2 separate regions of the Homo sapiens genome follow, and region 2 is linked to region 1. The links are chromatin loops, found by intact Hi-C in ENCODE. Cell type or tissue: GM12878. All regions are shown on one strand. Each heading gives the region's core, and the rest is flanking DNA. Links, peaks and the distances in the headings are about the cores only.

The links. Peaks named below come from ENCODE experiments on the same cell type or tissue, not always from the same donor. Only the 100,000 strongest peaks of a DNase experiment are listed, where the experiment ranks them.
Region 2: a loop joins it to region 1, with 11 times the contacts of the local background. A loop is called at or near these places in 23 of 110 quality-filtered maps.

Annotation. Positions count from the first base shown.
Region 1 is chr17:4,069,906-4,080,138 of GRCh38, forward strand. ZZEF1 (zinc finger ZZ-type and EF-hand domain containing 1) reads right to left here. Exons shown (of 55, transcript NM_015113.4): 19 at 7,978-8,137; 20 at 6,963-7,084; 21 at 6,732-6,854; 22 at 5,358-5,524; 23 at 5,192-5,273; 24 at 4,245-4,446; 25 at 2,703-2,851; 26 at 779-1,019. Among named protein-coding and RNA genes, the nearest start is that of ZZEF1, 68 kb to the right of the region's middle. In GM12878, for the core only: a CTCF peak has its summit at 5,128 (motif pointing left); DNase peaks (open chromatin) are centred at 4,446, 4,896 and 5,096; H3K4me3 peaks cover 901 bases; H3K27ac peaks cover 1,980 bases.
Region 2 is chr17:3,857,816-3,868,048 of GRCh38, forward strand. It overlaps CAMKK1 (calcium/calmodulin dependent protein kinase kinase 1), which reads right to left. Exons shown (of 16, transcript NM_032294.3): 15 at 8,093-8,196; 16 at 2,500-4,468. The coding sequence ends at 4,396. It overlaps LOC124903897 (a long non-coding RNA gene), which reads left to right. Exons shown (of 2, transcript XR_007065580.1): 2 at 762-965. Among named protein-coding and RNA genes, the nearest start is that of NCBP3, 17 kb to the left of the region's middle. RefSeq lists an enhancer at 9,980-10,233. In GM12878, for the core only: a CTCF peak has its summit at 6,055 (motif pointing right); a DNase peak (open chromatin) is centred at 6,036.

The DNA of each region.
Region 1 (10,233 bases), core at 1,045-9,044:
TTCTCCCGCCTGCGCTGCGTGGAGAAGACATACCCTGCCAGGCGGTTAGGAAGCCCATGCCTTATCTCTAGGTAGGGCTTGAAACACTTTTCCCCTGAATTAGTATGAAGGTAGAGAGAGACTCTCCCTCCGTGTGGGTCCTGCTAGGCGGCAGGGAAGCAGGGTAAATACAGAGATGGCATCCCTAAGAGACATGAGGAAAAGAGATGGTGAGGAGAAGGTTATCAGCAAAGGAAGCCTAGTGGGGTGATGCTACGAAGGCGCTGCAAGCTAGCTAAAGGTAATAGTTAATACCTACAGCTTCCTCCTTGGTTATTACTACATTCAAGAACTTAAACATCTGTGGTTTTAATTGGAATTTCTTAGAATGTTAGAGCGAATCACCCTTAAACCAATTTTACAGATAAAGAAACTGAGGTGCAGAAAGGTCGTCTGATTAACCTGAAGCTGCACAACTTTTGAGTTTTTGCACTGGGACCAGGACCCAAGTTAAGGTTTCTTTCCATTAAATTTCTCAGCAGTTTTCCATGAGAATTCTGGATAAAGATAATTTACCTGCTAATTTTGCAACTCAAGGTTAGGTGCCACACATTATAATCTGCTAACCATAAAGTGGCCATGAATCTTTTAATAGGCAAAGTAGAACCAACAAGATGATGTTTACAGTTATAGAAATGTGTTTATATTTTAAAATATTTTAAATGTTCACTTAAGATAGGCTTTCTTAAAACTTAGCAATTAGCCTTCAGATCAAAAATATTCCCTGTAATAAAGTTACCATATTTTTGCAGCTTCTCATATAAATCTGGAGTGCGATACACCAGAGCAGCAAAGGTGGCGTTCACAGCTTGATCAATAGTGGAACCAGCAACTATATCTGTCTTTGGGGCCTGTTTTCTACATGCCTGTATGAATCCTTTGAAAAGTTCTGAATATGGCCCACAGAAGTTCTGAGCAGGCTCTGACTGGGCAAAATCAAGAAGAAAATGGCGGCAGGGGTCGTCAGGAATGTTCTTAACCTGGAAACAAAAAATAAACCCATCACATTTAACACATTCATTCAAAAAATAAAATTTATTGAGCAAACTATTAGGCCAAAGCAGAAGTATAAAACACAGTGAACACTCTCCGGAAGTTTAAATCTATTTTAGGAAGACCAGACAGAGATATGAGTTAAAAAAAGATAAACATAAATAAAACATTAAAAGCATTAGAACTAGCATTCCCGTAAAGCAAAAGATTATCAAGTGCCAAATGCCTAGAAGGGATACCCAGTGCTGAGAATTCAAAGGAGAGAGATCCTGGTAGGTTAAAGTAATTAAGAAAAGCCTCCTGGAGGATATGGGCTTTGGCCTGGACCCTGAAGGATTGGCAGATTTGGCTCTGAGGAACATAACCATTAGCAGAGGTTACGAGTCAGTGGGGAGACTGACCTGGCCTGAAGTCTCAGCTGGGGAGTGATGGGAACTAGAGTCAGATAGGTAAGGTGAAAGGAGACTGCAGAGAGCCTTGACTGTCACATTGAGGAGTTAGACTTCACCCTGTGGGCAATGGGGAGCCATTAATGGTGCTTGGCAGTGGAATGACAAGATAATGCAGTGATTATAAAAAAAACTTGGTAGGTACGAATGTCATAAGGCAGGTGCAAATGAGGGCCCGGATAAAGATGCAGACAGAGGAAAGGACAGAGATGAACATCATGAGGAAGAATCCACAGGACCTGCAAGCTGACTGGACAGGAATGGGGAGACAGGTGAGGACAGGGGATGCTAGGGAGCAGTGGCTTCAGGCCTGGGGAACACTGACCACCACAGAAGTGACCGGTCTTTGGTTTTACACTTCTGAGTTAAGGGGAGTCAGGACATTTAAATGGAAATGCCTCACAGGAAGATGGAAACAGGTACTTGGAGCGGGGAGAAAACCAGACCTGGAGACTGATATTAGGAATTAGGGCCACAATGTTTGACAGGAGAAGAAAGTGGAGAGGATGAAGTCTTGGTGGGCTGTGGGGAAGGGAAGAAAGCCTGAATAAAGCCTACCCTTTAGGGAAGGAGGAATATGAAAAGTCAATGAAGGAGGCAAGTGGGCAGTCAGATGTAAGAGAAGACAGCGGACTAGCATGGATCCAAAGAAGAGAGGGTCTGAAGGAGCCAAATTTAACAGAGGCAAGGAGAACAGAAGCTGAGGAAGAGCCACTGGATTTGGCAATTAACTACTGAATAACGTGGGGCAGGGCAGGGAGGGGAAGGAAGAAAAGTAGAATACAGAAATAGAGGGAAGGAGAGGTGAAAAATAAAGACAGGGCAAACTTTTTAGTTTTTAAAATCTTATACACCTAAATCATGTGCTGTAATTCTAAGGAGAACAAAAGGTATAGCACAAATCATTGCTCTAAAGCTTGACTCAGTAGGCACTAGAAGTACACTCAATTGTTTGCCTGATAACTCCATCAACAGAGATTTACTGAGCACCTCCTACATTTCACCCAAGTCACGCATTCAGTATTTCTGAACACCTATTGCGCACTGGCCCCTGTGGGACACGGTGGCGTTAACAAGTTAACAAGGTATAGTTTCTGGCCTCAAGGAGCTAACTGCTTAATACGGGTAGTAAGATAGAAACACAAGTGTTTATAACTTAAAGTAATAAATACTTGCAGGCAGTTTCCAGTCTAAATAGAAAGAAAACGGAAGAGTAAATACCTCCTTACTATTCCGGTGTGGGTGAGTGGGCCAGCTTGCTTCTAATTCCAACTCTGGACAAACCTGATGCCTGAAGACAGGTTTCCACAGTGGGGAGCTTAGGACTAATGCCATTTTTGCCTGAGGTACTACCATGTTACTTCCTAACTCTAGAAAGAGAAGAAGACATATGACAGTTCTATTTTTGCCTTAATATATTGAGAATCTTTGAAATGAGAAAGAAAAGGTTAAAAAAAACCATGGATACTATTAAAACTTAGAGAAAGTTTACCCACATACCAGAATGTAATTGTGATACTTTGTAAACACATACCACAGATTAAGCTAAACCACCAAGTCCTGAAATACTGCTGCTCTGTGGAACAACTTCAGTTACAAGGTACCTTGGAAATGACTAATCTGTTTATAGTAAGCTGAAAATAGGATATGAACCATTTCTGGCATATAACACGAGGCCATTCAGGAACATTTAATTATGGAAAAACATTCACAATTTGTAAACTTAATTCTGTAGCAAATAATAAATATCCAGCATAGATGTGTTTAGAATAGGCAAAGAGAAAAGAATAGGTGGAAATAAAAATGCTAATAGCTATTTCTTTCTTTCTTGGAGAAATATTAAAAAAATCAGTTACTTCTGAGTGTTAGGATTAAGGATGATTCTATTTTCCTTTGTTTTTTTCCACTATGTAATTTTTCTATATTTTACTTCTAAAACTGGAAAAACTCAAGAAATGATCAAGAAATAAAATACAGTAGAAAGTTTTATTCTGTAATTCTTGTTCCCTGGAAGAATTAAATAAACAATTATACTGAACACATCTTTTTCCTTTTGTTTTAAGAGACAAGAGTCTCTCTCTGTTACCCAGACTGGAGTGCAGCAGTATGATCACAGCTCACTGCATGCAGCCTCTAACTCCTGGGCTCAAGTGATCCTCCTGCCTCAGCCTCCCAAGTAGCTGAGACAAAAGGCATATGCCACCACACCTGGCTAATTTTTACATTTTTTTTGGTAAAGATAGGGATCTCACTATGCTGCCCAGGCTGGTTTCAAACTCCTGGGATCAAGAAATCCTCCCACCTTGGCCTCCTAAAGTGCTGGGATTACCAGCATGAGCCACCTTGCTCAGCCCTGAATGAATCACTTTAAAACAAAATCCATAGTCACATATCTACATATATTTACATAAATATTCACATATTTAAAGGATATGCAATCAACTTATTCTATACTCCTGCCTTTTGGTTGGACTATACCTACACCTACTTGCAAAAAAATGACAATGTTGCCAAAAAAAAAAGCTGTTATCCTCCATAGACAGAGAACCCATGGCAGCCTTCCTGCTATGTTCCAAAGTCTAAGGCAAAAAGCTTCGTGACAATGGTATTGAGTGGACACTTTATTCTTTCGGTTTAAAGGAAACTGAAAAGGCGTATTATTAACCCCCTGCCATTACGTGGAAACGACCTACAAGAGGGCAAGCGCGCATCTTGCACTTCACCGTGGTTGTAAGAAGGGAAAGCACAGGGATGTGCACTTACGGCGCACAGACTTGAGCGCCATGCACTGGGAAGCCAGGCGTCCCATCAGCCGGGAGACGAGGAGCTGTAAATCCAGCCCCCAAGACACGGCAACATCGGGCAGCCCACAGGCAGTGACAGTGAATTTGTAGCCCCATTCGTTGTGACTGCTGTCAGAGTGAAAGAGGAACTGCAACCGAGGACCGGCCTTGAAGGTCACTTTCTAGAGACAAACAGAAATCATGTGGTCAGACAGATTAGAGGAGGAGTGCTTCAGAAATCAGCATGCTCTTCATGACGAGAAACATCTCAGTTTAAAATTGATCTCTATTTCCACATGTCCAAAATGACTAACGGAGAAATGTACAAAGGGGTGACGGAAACAGACCATTCACAGCCACACCCCATGAAGAAGGAGAGTTGGCAGAATACTGCTGCTCAGCTTTCTACACCTGGGGTGACCATCTGTCCACTACCGACTCAGCCAGTGGTCACATTTCCATGCCTCTGCTCCTGCCAAGACCACTGACCATGGAGAGAAGGTCAACAGTCTGAGGCAGTACTAAACCTCCAGCCCAAGAGCTCAAGCAGCTCTAACTGTGAGGCAGACTCTTGGCTTCCATCACATGGTCTGGGCCATCCTCCTAGACCCACCAGCACTTCTTGCTAAGGATGAAGGCTCTTCATTTACTCTAGACAACGCTGTCTGCTGCAACTACTCAACTCTGCCACTGCAGTGCCAAAGCAGCTATAAATGATAAACAGGCATGGCTGTGTTCCAAAAAAATTTGTTTACAAAACAGGTGACAGACTATAGCTGGTCAAACTCTGATATAAATCCTTCCTTTCACAAACGTGTAACATAAATGCCTCCCTTCAAAGACCTTACCTCTACTGCCCCCTGAAGGCTGACAAAAGGAAAAGCATTGGTGCAGAAGTAGGTACCTCTTTCTGGGACTATCACTCACCTTGGGCCATTTATCAGTGCCAACTTTTGTGTCATAGCGTGTTTTCCGACCTCTAGCGTCGGTAAATTCCAGATAATCATACCTGTGAAGGCATAACCTCTATTAGCTTCCTTCTCTCATTGCTGACCTATTAGCGCTTGGGGGTGAAAGAATATAGAAGTCTTACCTTTTTTCAGTTTCACACCTGTCATCGAATTCCACTTCAAAATAGGTTGCCCCTGGGCTAACAAAGACGGATACCTCATGGCAATTATTTTCATAGTTGTGGGCAGATTCCTTCGTCCACGTATGTAACACCACAGGCTGTTCCTGTTGCCAGGTCTCAACATCCAGCTATGATAACAAATGAGCCAGGGGAAAGAAAGGTTCTATCACTAGACACCTAGCCACATGCAGCAGACTGTTTCTCTATCAGTGCTCCAGGCAGATGGCCTTGACAGCCCTGCACAAACCAGCAGGCAGGCTCGAAGACAAACCTGACATTCCCATCTTCACACAGATCAACACACGTCCACCACGCAGCCGAGGAGATGTGCTTTTATTACACACAAAAACTCCATGACCAGCTTGTACCTTTTCGCTATGACAGAACTACTTACAAATCATTACCAGTGTGAATTCCCAGTGGAAAAAGTACTGAATGAGGAGTTTAAAGACCTCACATTCCTACCTGGGACACTGGCAAATCTGGATCTACTCTCCCTTCCTCTCCTACCCTTTTCTTTTGAGCGGGGGGTTGGGGGGGGGCCTTTGGTTTTTTACCTGTTAAATATAAATGCCTTTTCTACTGCCACAGAGTTGTGCTCTGTGGCACACAAAAGACACACAAGAAGAAGCTCACACAAGACAGTGATTAAACGTTATGTATGTATAATTAAGTAAGGGAGAAATTTCTTCTAAAGACAAAATGTAATTTGCCTTTCAACATACATTTTCTCTTCTAGACTTCAATTTTGTCACTCACTTACATGGTTTTTATATAACTTCATCAACTATAAAATGATGAGATTCATCTCTACAGCTTTTTCTGCGTCTCCTTTCTTTTTTTTTTTTGAGACGGAGTCTCGCTCTGTGGCCCAGGCGGGAGTGCAGTGGCGCAATCTCGGCTCACTGCAAGCTCCGCCTCCCGGGTTCACGCCATTCTCCTGCCTCAGCCTCCCGAGTAGCTGGGACTACAGGCGCCCACCATCACGCCCGGCTAATTTTTTTTGTATTTTTAGTAGAGACGGGGTTTCACCGTGTTAGCCAGGATGGTCTCGATCTCCTGACCTCGTGATCCGCCCGCCTCGGCCTCCCAAAGTGCTGGGATTACAAGCGTGAGCCACTGCGCCCGGCCTCTGCGTCTCCTTTCTAATGCTGACCAGGCCACATCGACTTGGACTGACATTCACCCTTGTTGGCAAGCCCACTGATAAAATCAAGGGAGCCTTCTAGAGGCTGCTCAGCTGTGCCTATCTGCAGTCCGTGGTCCACTTCACTAAGTGTGTCCCATCACTCCTGAGAGAGAACACGGGGCGGCTCAAGTGCTGACTCGAGTTACCTTCCTCAGTCCTCCTTCGGGGCCACTACAGAGCTTCTTCAGGAGTTCTGTGAGGACGCTGAACTCTCTCAAGAGCACGCAGTGTGGGATGTCTAAAGTGCAGAAGTCCAGCAGGAAGATAACCTAATGGAAGATGGATGAAGCACTCAGCGTCCACCTTAGGCTGGGCCTGGGGATGCAGACCCCCAACCCCCTTCCGGTTCTTTACAAATAGCTGCTAGTTTTTCTTACCAGTTGACGAGCTGCCATTGAAAACACTGAGTTACATAATCTTTCTACTATGGTTTTTCCACTGTACTGTGAGAAAAGGGATTCCAAAATCGCTCTCATGCTTGCCAGAAACTGGCCCACATCTACCGAAACAAAGAAAATAATTAATATATTATATAGTAGAAATGTCACATGCTTGGTTATCACCACAGACAAGAATAAAGAGACTCCAGAAGCTGCAGAGGGGGTTCCACAGCGAAGACCACAAGGCCAGCAAGTGCCGTCCTAATGCATTCCTCCTGGAGGAAGAAGCAGTGCGAATTTCAGTACAAGACTCACTTTTAAAGGGATTTTTTTTTGTCTTTTGATGAAGTAGAGGAGCACTTGTAGAAGTGAAATTCCATGCCTGACTAACCCAGCTGTCAGCCTCTCCTTTTCCTTCTGTTTACAATGAGCCCGTGCATTAGGTGTACCAATCTAACAGGCCAAGCTCTAGGTGGCAGGACCCAATATAAGTGTTTTCGTCACAGCTGCTGGGACCAAGTTTGATGGAACTACATTTTCCACGTATAATTTGTCAGCACCCGTTGGGTTTCATATAATTTTCTGTGAGTTTACAGAACATGAATCTAATTATTCTCGGTAATCAGCAATGGTCACAATGCTCATACACCTTAGATTTCTAAAATTCAAGACTTTCATTTTTAGATGACTTGATTAAAACAGGGATAGACTCTCCTGAAGAGCGAGACATCACGTAAGAGTGCTATATGATTGCAAAAGCAATATTTAGGCTGTGAAATGATCTAATTCTACAATAAAAATACTTAGGCATACCACCACACTCAGAGAGTAAACTCTAGACAAAAAGACATGCTGTTGAATTCTATTTTAATTAGACCAAACCAGTCCAAGAATCTGAATCGTAATGAAGAAAGCCATATGCACACTCATTGCATGAGTTACTAAAGAAGAGAACACTCAGAGTCAAAACCCAAACGCCATCTGTTTTCATGGATTTTATATTGAAACTCACATTTTTCAATAAGGTCCACGGCAAGATCTTTGGCTCCAGAGTCCGTGCTCTTCAGCTGCAGGTAGCACCAGGATAGCAGGCTGCCTTGGACGGACCAGAACAGGGAGAAGAGCACAGAGCCCACCTCCCCTGGGGCCCCACTGAGCATTAACAGCTCGCACTACAAGGGAGGAGACAAACAGAAAGTGTTCGTGACAAGGCCATTCACAGAGCATAGCCAAGGGCATCCTCTAAAGCAGCAGCTGTCACCAGCAAAAACAAACTATAGCCACGGAAAAGTCATGAAACAGCTTTCAACCCAGCAGTCACCAAGAAAGATGGTATTACGAAAACTCCCCTTTCCCTCCAGCTTTTTGGAACCTTTACAAAGGTTTTTTATTCCACATGACATCTCCTTCTACCACCTCAGGAACCTTACCCCCCTGGGTATCTCTTCTTTCTCTTACATCTTAAAATGTCCTTTCTCTGGCTCCTTCCCTCAAGCCTTTAATCAAACCTCTCCCACCTTAAAAAAATCATTATTCATGCCTCCATGGCTCTCTAACCATCACCTTTGTTCTCAAAAGTTTCTTTGAAGGGTTATCTGACCTCCAGATACGGAAGATTGTACACTATATGATTCCATTACAGGTACAACCCAGGCAATACAGATGTGCTGGGTAGGAGTAAGTAGAAAGAAGAACAAGGAAATGGTGAACACAAGCTTCGGGATGATGGTTACGCCTGGCAAGGCAGGAAGAGAGTGAGCCATGAAAAGGCATGTGGATGGAGGGAAATGGACTCAAAGATACTGGGAATGTCTAGTCCTTAAAAGAGACACTTGCCACATTGTTGCAACTACCTGATGACATATTTGCTCCTCAAGACTGTGCTTTTTTAAAATCACTGTATCCCCTGTTCCTAGCACAGGGCCTAACACACAGCAGGCATTCAGTGGATATTTGTTGAATTTGATAGATTCCTGAGAAAAATTTCAGACCAGGTACATTTCTGATCACCTTTAATTTTTTTTCCTGATTGAACCCTAACTCTTTAGTATAACCATAAATGTCTTTTACTAAAAGATAATTCAGGGAAACACATTAATAGCTGCATCTCTAGCAAGGAGGTTTAATGATATCTGTAACTTCTTTTGTACCACAGGTAAGTGAAAGAGAAGAAAAGACACACAACTGATCTCCAAATGGTATATACAATTATGCGAAATTCTCTTGGGCAAAATGCTATCTCATTTCTCCACGTACATCTTAAAATAAATCTGGCCTATCTTATCTAGCAGAAAGAGGACAAGGCTCTGAGTCAAACAGCCCCGGTTTCAGTCCTGGCTCTAGCACCTACCCACTCCTCACGTGCGGGGCAGAATCGACTCCTATGAGAACCAGGTGAGAACGCTGAAGTTTTCTGCCCAATGGCACTGATGATGTAACAACAGAAGAAAGACTGGTGAGGGGGAGAACTCAGTTCAGGCTTCAGGGATCTGAGAAACAGGTAGAATGTAGATGAGCTCCAGAAGAAAGGGAAGGTATGGGAAATGCAGAAATAAGGATGGAGATTCGAATGAGCCATGGCTAACTGGGGCCGAGAACACATACTGATGAGACTGAAGTGAGTTTTTTAAGGAAGACTCAGAGATGGGCAGAAGAGTCTGGAAATAAGCCAGAAAGCAGAAAGTAAGAGAAAATTAATGTGACAGCAAAAAATAGAGCATAGTTTTTTAATTAAAAACAAAGTTGAGGCTTATAAAGTCAACGTTACCCTAGATCTAAATTAATACTAGATCTAAACAGTGGTCAGCCTAAGAGCAACCTTGGCAAATGATAACCTAGGCACCCTACAGGTGCTCTGAGGTCCCCATCAGTGAATTGGGGGAGACACCTGCTGATGGCCTATCATGCCAGGCAGCTGGGAATGAATGAAATCATGGCTCTAACAGCAACTCAAAACAGTAAGGCACCCGCAAAAATGTAAGAGATTTAAAGACACTAAGTTCAGTCAAAAGATACAAGATAAGTTATCAGCCACAAAAGAAAAGTTACCTTCAAGTCCACATCATTAGATACCTCAAAGATGTGGTTTGGACTAGTCTACCACAAAATCTCCTCCAGCTCTCTGGTTCCCATATTTAGCCCAAAGAGATAGTTCTTGGTTTCCTAGTACAGGGGTGCTATCACTTTAGAATCTCTCGGGGTGCTTAGAAAAATGCAGGTTCTTAAGCCCTATCCCTAGAGATCTTGAATCAGTAGCTTAGGGTGGGAT
Region 2 (10,233 bases), core at 1,429-9,428, 210 kb before region 1:
ATACCAGTCACGTAGGACGTGCTGAGACCGTGACCCCCAAGGCTGGGTCCGGCAGCCCCGAGGCAGAGAGGCCTTTCCTTTTAAGGGTGTCATTTGCTGAGAATTTACCACGTGCTGAGCTCTGTACCAGGCGCTTGGCACAAGGACTTCATTTACCGTCACAAGAACCCTGCAGTACTGTGAAACATATTTGGTTTCGAGCCCATTTCCTGGCATGCAACTCCTGAAATCCTGAGGATCTCCAAAGGGATAGCTTTTTCCCTTTTTTTTTTTTTTGAGACAGAGTCTCACTCTTTCGCCTAGGCCGAAGTGCAGTGGCACGATCTCGGCTCACTGCAAGCTCCGCCTCCCGGGTTCACGCCATTCTCCTGCCTCAGCCTCCCGAGTAGCTGGGACTACGGGCGCCCGCCACCGTGCCTGGCTAATTTTTTGTATTTTTAGTAGAGACGGGGTTTCACCGTGTTAGCCAGGATGGTCTCGATCTCCTGACCTCGTGATCCACCCCGCCTCGGCCTCCCAAAGTGCTGGGATTACAGGCGTGAGCCACCGCACCAGGCCAGGGATAGCTTTTTCTTTGCTAACGAATTGACTGGTGGCTGGCAGCCCCTAGGTGGCTTCAGGATGGGGTCTGGTCACCAGAAAGACCCAGGCAGGATTAGAGGGTTGGGACTGTCAGGCCCATCCCCTACCTCTGGGGAGGAGAGAGAGGCTGAAGGTTAAGGTGATCACCAATGGCTAATGATTTAATCAATCATACCTAGGTATTGAAACCTCCACAAAAACCCCAAAAGGACAAGGTTTGAGGAGCTTCCGGAGAGCTGAACACATGGAGGTCCCTGGAGGGTGGCATCCTGGGGGGACATGGAAGCTCTCCACCCCTCCCCCGTCCTTTGCCCTGTGCATCTCCCCTCATCTGTATCCTTTGCCAAATCCTTTATAATAAACCGGTAAACGTGTTTCCATGAGTTCTGTGAGCCGCTCCAGCAAATTAATCAAACCCAAAGAGAGGGTTGTGGGAACCCCAACTTGAAGCCGGTGGGACAGAAACTCCAGAGGCTGGGACTCATGACTGGTGTCTGACTGAGGGACTGTCTTGTAGGCTTGTGTCCTCAACCTGTGGGATCCGATACTGTTTCCAAGCAGACAGTGTCGGAATTGAGTTAGAAGACACCTGGCTGGGGTCTGCTGCAGAAGGGATATGGGGGTGGGGGGGACTCCACATGGTTGGTCACAGAAGTCTTTTTTTTTTTTTTTTTGAGACGGAGTCTTGCTCTGTCGCCCAGGCTGGAGTGCAGTGGCGCAATCTCAGCTCACTGCAACCTCCACCTCCCGGGTTCACGCCATTCTCCTGCCTCGGTCTCCTGAGTAGCTGGGACCACAGGTGCCCGGCTAATTTTTTGTATTTTTAGTAGAGACGGGGTTTCACCGTGTCAGCCAGGATGGTCTCGATCTCCTGACCTCATGATCCGCCTTCCTCAGCCTCCCAAAGTGCTGGGATTACAGGCGTGAGCCACCGCGCCCAGCCGGTCACAGAAGTCTTCTGTGTTCACTGTTGTAGTGTGAGAGCAGACGAAAACGTTTGCATTGTTTGCATTCAAACCCCATGGGAGGTGGGCGCGGTGGCTCACGCCTGTAATCCCAGCACTTTGGGAGGCCGAGGTGGGCAGATCACCTGAGGTCAGGAGTTCAAGACCAGCCTGGCCAACATGGTGAAACCCCGTCTCTACTAAAAGTACAAAAAATTAGCTGGGGCATGGTGGCGGGCACCTGTAGTCCCAGCTACTTGGGAGGCTGAGGCAGGAGAATCGCTTGAACCCAGGAGGAAGAGGTTGCAGTGAGCCGAGATCTTGCCATTGCACTCCAGCCTGGGTGACAGAGCAAGTCTCAAAAAATCTCAAACAAACAAACAAAACACCCCACGGGAACATTCCCATTAAATCAATAAGGGAACTGAGGCTCCTCCAATGACCTGCCAAAGGTCACACAATTTTTAAGTAGCAAAGCTTGGATTCAAGCTCAGGGCTGTGTGACCTTAAGGATGACTCTTTTCGTCGCTGCCCTGGAGGGCTGTACCATGGGAACAGAGGTGTGGGGTCCCAAAAGTCTGTACCAGTGTCCAAGGCTAAGCGGGGATGGGAGGTCACTGGGCTGGTGTCACAGGCACTCCTGTGACACCACAGGGACCTCTGCCCCAAAAGCAGCAGCTATGGCTCCTACCCGGACCAGACCTTGGCATCCTGAGCCCCTGTGAAACAGGCAGTTCTTCCCAAGGAGTGGCCACGGACCCGCCCAGGAGCCTCAGCTGTACCCTGGACTGCAGCCCGGTCACCTCCTGAGCCAGCCCTTCCCTCTCCCTCCCTCCGCCAAGACCACTTCTCACCACTGTCCTGCTCAGGGACTTAGGGTGCCTCAGACGCTTCCAGAAAATTCAACAAAGCCAGCTGTTCCAGCTGCTGAGAAAGAACGTATATCCAGATGCAGAAAATGTACGCACAAACCTTTTTTTTTTCTTTTTAACTCAAGAAAGGGCTTTTATTGTTTTTAACTCACTTCCTGGGAAGTTAATTTTTAAAACACTCTTATAGAGTTTGCTCATCGCTTGTGCTACATTCAAAAACAACGATGCCAACCAAAACCCTCAGTGACAGGGTGAGCATCCCACCTGGGCCTACCCCTGAGCTTTCCAAGGGTGGGTCCGATCAAAGTGGTCCCCCCAGACCAGATGCTCAAGAAACACTTGGGGATCAGTGATTGGCTCTTAACTTGCCTTCCACTAACTCTATAAAAGTGTTCTTAAAAACAGTACCGAGTAACTTTTTAAGCTTCGGGCCACACTGCCTTAGCCCAGAGGAGCCGGGGAGAAACGTGGACCCACTGACAATGGGGCACATTCGGCTCCTAGCCTTAAATAGACGTAGAAACTGTATTACAGATGCATGTACCAGTGCAGGACATACGAGTGAGCTGTGTGCAACAGATGAGCACGCGACATGCACCCACAGGCGCGGAGATGCAGCGGGATCCGGGTTTCTCCCCCAGCCAGCCTCCCTTCTCCAAACAAGCCCTCCTCCAACAGGACACCCACACCTGTGGCCAAAAGCCCTTGTCCATCCATGTTTCCAGGGCAGTGTCCGAGTCCTGCGTGACCCTGTGGGGGTCAACCTCTATGAGCATTCGGTCAGCAAATGCCACGTCGGCCAGCCGGACACTGATCCCAGAGAGAAGGTGAAGGCTGCTCCGGAAGAGCTGTGTCTGCACGCGCTCCAGCACCCCCGCTCTGAGCAGGCTGACTGCTGATGTCCTCAGGGTGAGGCAATTGCCGCAGAGGCCACCTGCCAGCGTGCACACCCCTCCAGGTTCTGTGTCTCGTGATCCCTCCGACCTGGACAGTTTGTCCTTCGTTGTAGGAGTGTGAGTGCAGCTCTTGGGCCCAGATGGGTAGGCCGGTGTAGGAGGAGAGGCTGGGTTCCAGTTATTTCAGCATGCGCAGGGCCACAGGCCTGTCGCGTCCATGGCCCTCGGTCAAAGTCAGCCCTGGTGTCTTCTCCAGCCTCAGCTCTAGGGGCATCATCAAGGGAGAGAGTGAGATGGGCAGGGACGATGTGGTGCTTCCGCTTCAGGCCTCTGCTCAGAGCTTGATTCCGTTCAGTCCACTTTCCAGATAACGCCGAATGCGAAACACAGTCCAGGAAAGTTAGTTCCATCCACTTGGCTGCCAAATAATCTTGGGCTGTGCTGGGAACCACGGAAGATGTAGGAAAGCTCGTGAGATGTTCCCAAGCAGGGCCTCTCCCCGAACCCCCAGGTTAAAAACAAAAGTAAAAGACAACAAAAAAGGAATCAGAATTCTCCAACACTGGCCCTGTCCCCAGTGAGGGGTCCGAGCCCCCATACCAGCGTCTGAATAGACAAGAGCTCTGGTGCCACCACCCCAAGGTGGGCAGGGTACCCCCCTCTCCACCATATGCCTGTGGCAGCTGAGCCAGGCCTGCCCGGCCCCAGCGGGAGGTCTCTTCCGTTGTGGTAAGCCTGGCCTCCACCTGCCATCTTGGTCTCCTGCCTCTGCCTCCTGCCCCAGGCCATGCCAACCAGCCGGGTGGCATTTCTGAGGCTCCATGGGCACCCGGTTTCCCCACAGAATGGGTCAGGCCAAGGAGGTCCAAGAAGAGGAGGATGGCCTCGTGGGAGCCCTGCCCCCAAGACCCCAAATGACATACATTCCAGTCTGTCCCTGGACGTGCGTGCGTGGAGGTCATGCAGCACGATGGGGGAGGGGCGGGAGTGGGGCTGCAGTCCCCAGCCCCCTGCCTGCGGGGGCGGCTGTTGCATGAGGGGTGGGCCTCTGGAGGCGCGGGATGAGTGTGCTGCCGGGTGGCCCTGGGTGCATGCAGGGGCTCAGGATGCAGCCTCGTCTTCCTGGACGCCGGGGAGCTCTGGGCTCTTGCCCCCTTCACCAAACCCTTCTTTCCTGTTCAGGGGACACCAGGGACAGAGGGACCTCAGGGTCAGAATATGCACTCAGGGAGACACTCTCCCTCACACACACAGGAATCTGAATCCCACATCTCTCAAAGCCCCCTTCACCCACTGCCCCAAGCTTGGCCTCCCTCTGGCCTCCCTACATCACGGCAGTTGCTCCTTGCCGGTCTCTCAGCCCCCAGTCTCAGCCCGCAACGCCTCCGTGGCCCCCCATTGACCAGAGATGAAGTCTAAACCTCCCAGCACGGCCTCTGGAGCTGCTCACAGTCTGACCCAGCTGACTTCCCTACATCCTCCAACTATCAGCCTAATCAAGGGCCTTCTCTCTGTGTGTGTGGTTTTGTTGTTGTTTTGAGACAGCGTCTCGCTCTGTCGTGCAGGCTGCAGTGCAGTGGTGCAATCTCAGCTCATTGCAACCTCTGCCTTCCAGGCTCAAGCGATCCTCCCACCTCAGCCTCCTGAGTAGCTGAGACTACAGGCACATGCCACCACGCCCAGCTAATTTTTGTATTTTTTTATCTCTATAAAAACAGGGTTTCACCATGTTGCCCAGGCTGGTCTCAAACTCCTGGGCTCAAGCGATCCATCCACCTCAGCCTCCTAAAGTGTTGGGATTGCAGGCGTGAGCCACCGTGCCCGGCCTGAGGGCCTTCTGTGTTGACCTCAGTCATCCCCCAGCAGATCTGGGTAGAGAGGCTTTCATTTTGCATTTTTCTTTGCCTTGTTCACAGGGCAGAGTCCATCTATCAGTCTTGGGATTCTGTCACATATTCAACAGATTTCTATATCTAGTTTTCCTCCCAAAATGTCTCTTTTTAAAATAACCAGTAAATGGGTTTTGATATCTTTAAAAAGGACCAACTCCACTTAACTCTACTACTGAGTTTCTACAATTATCCCAAAGTATAAAAAACTCTATGGCCGGGCACAGTGGCTCACGCCTGTAATCCCAGCACTTTGGGAGGCTGAGGTGGGCAGATTACCTGAGGTCAGGAGTTTGAGACCAGCCTGGCCAAAATGGTGAAATCCCGTCTCTAATAAAAATACAAAAATTAGCCGGTGTGGTGGTGGCATGCACCTGTAATCCCAGCTACTTGGGAGGCTGAGGCAAGAGAACTGCTTGAATGTGAGAGGCGGAGACTGCAGTGAGTTGAGTTTGCGCCACTGCACTCCAGCCTGGGCAACAAGAGTGAAACTCCATCTCAAAACAAACAAACAAAAAACCAAAGCAGTCTATCAAGGATAAATATTGGGACTTGATGATGAAGTAAAATCTTCTTTCAAAGTTAAACGTGGAGGCTGGGTGTGGTGGCTCATGCCTGTAATCACCTGGCACTTTCGGAGGCCAAGGTGGGCAAATGGCTTGAGGCCAGGAGTTTAAGTCCAGCCTGGGCAACATGGCAAGACTCCATCTCTATTTTTTTTTTAAAAAGCTCTACCCCAAATTAAACTTGGGTCACAGAATTCTAGAATTTTATAGCTGGAAAGTATTAAGCCCAATCTTGTCACTCTGTTTGCCAGGTACAAACTAGACACTAAATGTATCCTTATCCTGTGTCTGGCTTGTTCCACCACTAGGGGGTGCTGGACCACAGGCTCTGAGTCAGAAGGACCAGGTGTCCGTCCACCTGCTGTCCTGGCATAATTATTATTACTTTTTTTTCTTTTTTTTTTTTGAGACAGGGTCTGGCTCTGTCACCCAGGCTGGAGTACAGTGGTGCAATCTCAGCTCACTGCAACCTCCACCTCCCAGACTCAAGCAATCCTCCCACCTCAGCCTCCTGAGTTGCTGGGACTACAGGCACCCACCACCACGCCCGGCTAATTTTTTTTTTTTTTAGAGATGGGGTCTTGCTATGTTGCCCAGGCTGGTCTTGAACTCCTGGCCTCAAGCAATCCTGCCTTGGCCTCCCAAAGTGCTGGGATTATAGGCATGAGCCACCATGCTGGCATAATAATTATTATTTTTTGAGACGGAGTCTCACTCTGTCGCCCAGGCTGGAGTGCAGTGGCGTGACCTTGGCTCACTGCAAGCTCTGCCTCCCGGGTTCACGCCATTCTCCTGCCTCAGCCTCCTGAGTAGCTGGGACTCCAGGTGCCCGCCACCACGCCCAGCTGATTTTTTGTATTTTTAGTAGAGACGGGGTTTCACCGTGTTAGCCAGGATGGTCTCGATCTCCTGACCCTGTGATCCACCCGCCTCGGCCTCCCAAAGTGCTGGGATTACAGGCGTGAGCCACCGCACCCGGCCGTGCTGGCATAATTATTAATGGCTTCCCCTTTCACTCTCAAAAATGTCCCCATTTGGACGTCAAATTATATATGCCCCCTCTCCCCCTACACTAAGCACAATTCCAGCATCAGGGGCCTACATTCCTGGATGAGCTCAGAGAATCCTCCCCCAACCGCAACCACCTCCCTGAAGAGATGACAGAAAAGCTGCAGTTGGGACCTCCAGGCCTCTCCCAGGCCCCCCACCTCATTATGAGGCTCTCCCTGGGTGCAAGCCACCTCCAGCAGGGAGCAGATGTCAGCTTGTCCACTACGAGGGGTCCCGACCCTTCTGAAGGGCCCTCTTATGAGAGGGAGGCCTCACGGGAAACCAACATGGTGGTCCCGGACAGGCCTGGTGACAGCGTGAAGCCAAGGCACCCGGACAGCGCCTGGCACTCACCCCTCTGGGGAGTGCGCCTTCCACACAGAGCAGGCCAGGGTGGGGCAAACAACTCCCACCAGCCCCTTCCCCAAAGCTTCCCTCCGGGGCCAGAGGAAGGCAGTGGCTGTCCCAGGACCACGCTGTGGTTCAGGACCCCACTGGTTTTCTCTCTGCAGGTTTGTGTACAAACTCCAGCACAGGCCTTATTAGCATCCCAGACTGGCTTTTATTATAGTGAAGAAGGTGGATCTGCTGAGGACGAGGCGCACAGGCTTGGGGAGCTGCTTTTCTGGACCCTCCTAGGAGGTGGTGAACCCACAGGCGTGGCTCACCATAGGGAGCCCTCGGCCAATGCGGGTTCCTCTCCCGTGGTCCACCGGCCAGCCTGTCCCTGCTTACTCACTGAACAAGCACTCACAAAGTGCTGACTGGGCACAGAGCCCCAGCAATGGCTGCAGGCAGCCTGGGCCACTTGGGAGAGCAGCCAACAGTCCCCAGGGCCAGGCAGAGGGGCCAGCACCCCTCCTCTACAGCCCGCCAGCCTCCTACAGGAAGCCAACATCAGCCTGTCTGCAAACCTCTGCCAGGCTGCCAAGGGCTGAGGGGGCCACAGATTTGAAGCCCCAGAGGGGCTGGACCCAGTGAGAGAGTGACATCAAGCTGCATGGAAGAAGGGTCTTCCTGTCCCATGGAGGGGCTGCGTGAGCTCCTCATCCCTGGAAGTGTGTGTGTGAGGGATGCTGGCCCCAGGAATGAAGCAAGAGCTGGGCCCAAAAGGTCCCTTCTAGCCCCGACTAACCTTGGGGACAGAGATGCAAATGGGGCCAACACCGAGACCTGGCCAAGTCCCCAGGCTCTGGCCTTGGCCCAACGACAGTGAGAGTGGGAGGATGGGCCTCAGACCTCCCCACCCAACTCCAGGGAGTGCCCGGCAGTCCCTGGCCCACCAGTACTTACACCAGTAGGTTTCCTGGAGCAGACATGGATCGCTCTTCCCTCCGTGCTTGGGGCTCAAACGGGTTCCCAAAGGAACGCTTCCTCAGCATGGACTTCACCAGGATCTGAGGAGGACAAGGCAGCGTGAGGAGCACAGGTCCCAGGCTCCCAGACACGCAGCCTCTGCTCCGATTCCCCGAGAGCAGCTGCCAAGGGGGCCGCAGTGCGGGTCCCATCTCAATCAGCACAGCATGAAATGGCAGAGGCAAGAACACGGGGCGCTGGCAGCTGGGGGCATATTCCTGGAATGGTGAGGAGCCGGATGCCACTGGTACATGAGGAGGGGGCCGGGACCAGCCCATGAAGGGTCCGCAAGGCCAGGCTGAAAGAGTGGGGAGGGCCAGGGCTGGAAGTGGGAGTCCATTAGAAGATACCTTCTCGCTACGGCAGCAATGCCATGGAGGGATGCTGTGCCATCCTTCCCGCCTTCCGGCCGCCGAGAAGATGCCAAGATGCTACTGCAGGGCGGCCCGGGAAGCGGCTGAGCCGCAGCCGGTGGCCCAGTCAGTGGGGCTGCCAGGAGGGGAACAGCTGCCGCAGCCTGGCTCTCTGCCTTTGTCCCTCCTCCGTGACAAGGACGGTTCCATGCCGTGCCCACAGACACGCCGACTCACACGCATGCAGAGAGGCAGCGGCACACTTGCCAGTCCCTTCACTCCCTCGCTTGTGTCCATCCATCCCGTCAACACTGGTCACCACTGGCTGCCTACTGGGTGCTGGCCACTACTCTAGGCCCTGGGGCCACACTGAGGCCAGAATTCCTGCCCTCATATAGCCTTTTTTTTTTTTCAGACGGAGTTTTGCTCTTGTTGCCCAGGGCTGGAGTGCAGTGGCACAATCTCGGCTCACTGCAACCTCTGCCTCCCCGCTTCAAATGATCCTTCCGCCTCAGTCTCCTGAATAGCTGGGATTACAGGCGTCCACCACCACACCCGGCTAATTTTTTGTATTTTTAGAAGAGACGGGGCTTCAGCATGTTGGCCAGGCTGGTCTCAAACTCCTGACCTCAAGTGATCCTCCCGCCTTGGCCTCCCAAAGTGCTGGGATTACAGGCGTGAGCCACTGCGCCCAGCCATCATACAGCTTATATTCTAGTTGGGGGAGACAGGCGATAAGTAAAGAAGAAAAATCAGTAAATTATGTATGTCAGTAAGTGGAAAGGAAAAAATAAAACAAGGGAATGGCGATGAGGTGTGAAGCAGGGGAGGCTGAAGCTACAGGGTCAGGGAAGGCTCGCTTCTCTCTAGGAGGGGACCCTGGCGTAAAAAGCCGAAGGAAGTGAGGGAGCGAGTCCCGTGGCCATCGGGGGTGGGACTCCCCGGGCAGAGGGAAGCGAAGTCTGAAGGCTCTGGGGCAGCCCCTTCCATGGCACGTGGCCAGAGACGAGTGCATGATGGCGGGACGGTGCACGAGCCCCGCAGAAAAACAGGGCGGGTGGTGGGGCACAGGCTGGAGGTCTGATTCTGAGGGACACAGCAGCCCGAGTGAGAAGCAGGCTCTGAGCTGGGAGGTGACACACTCATGCCACTGGGACCATGCTGGGTGCTGAGTTGAGCATTGACCAGGGGGACAGGGAGTGAGAGTAGAAGCAAGGGACAGCGTGGGAGGTTGTTCCAGTGGTCTGAGAGAGAGGAGATGGTGGCTAAGATCAGGCAAGTGGTCATGGGGACCCCGTGGGAGTTGCCTGGTTCCAGCGACCCCACAGAGTCAAGTAAGCATAGGGGGCAGGGATTGAGCCAGCTGGTCCCAGCTGGGCCGGGACCCTGCAGAGGGGGATAAAGTGCAAGGCCAGGCCCCGCCAACGGCAGTGGCCCTGGCTCTCCTCCTGGCCTTGTGCTTGCCCTGACTCACTTGACTGTCAGGCAGGGGCAGGGCAGGGCTCTCAGTGGCCCCAGGTGGCCACGGGGGACTATGTGAATCACTTCCAAGTGCCAACACAGAAGCTGAGCAGAGGAAGAGGAGCAAAACCGAAATGTGAGCGGGCACTAGGGGAGACACAGGCACTGTCTAATGGATACGCAGGATCTGGGGGAGATGCAGGCACCGTCTAACTGATACGCGGGCTCTGGGGGAGAAGCAGGCGCCGTCTAACTGATACACAG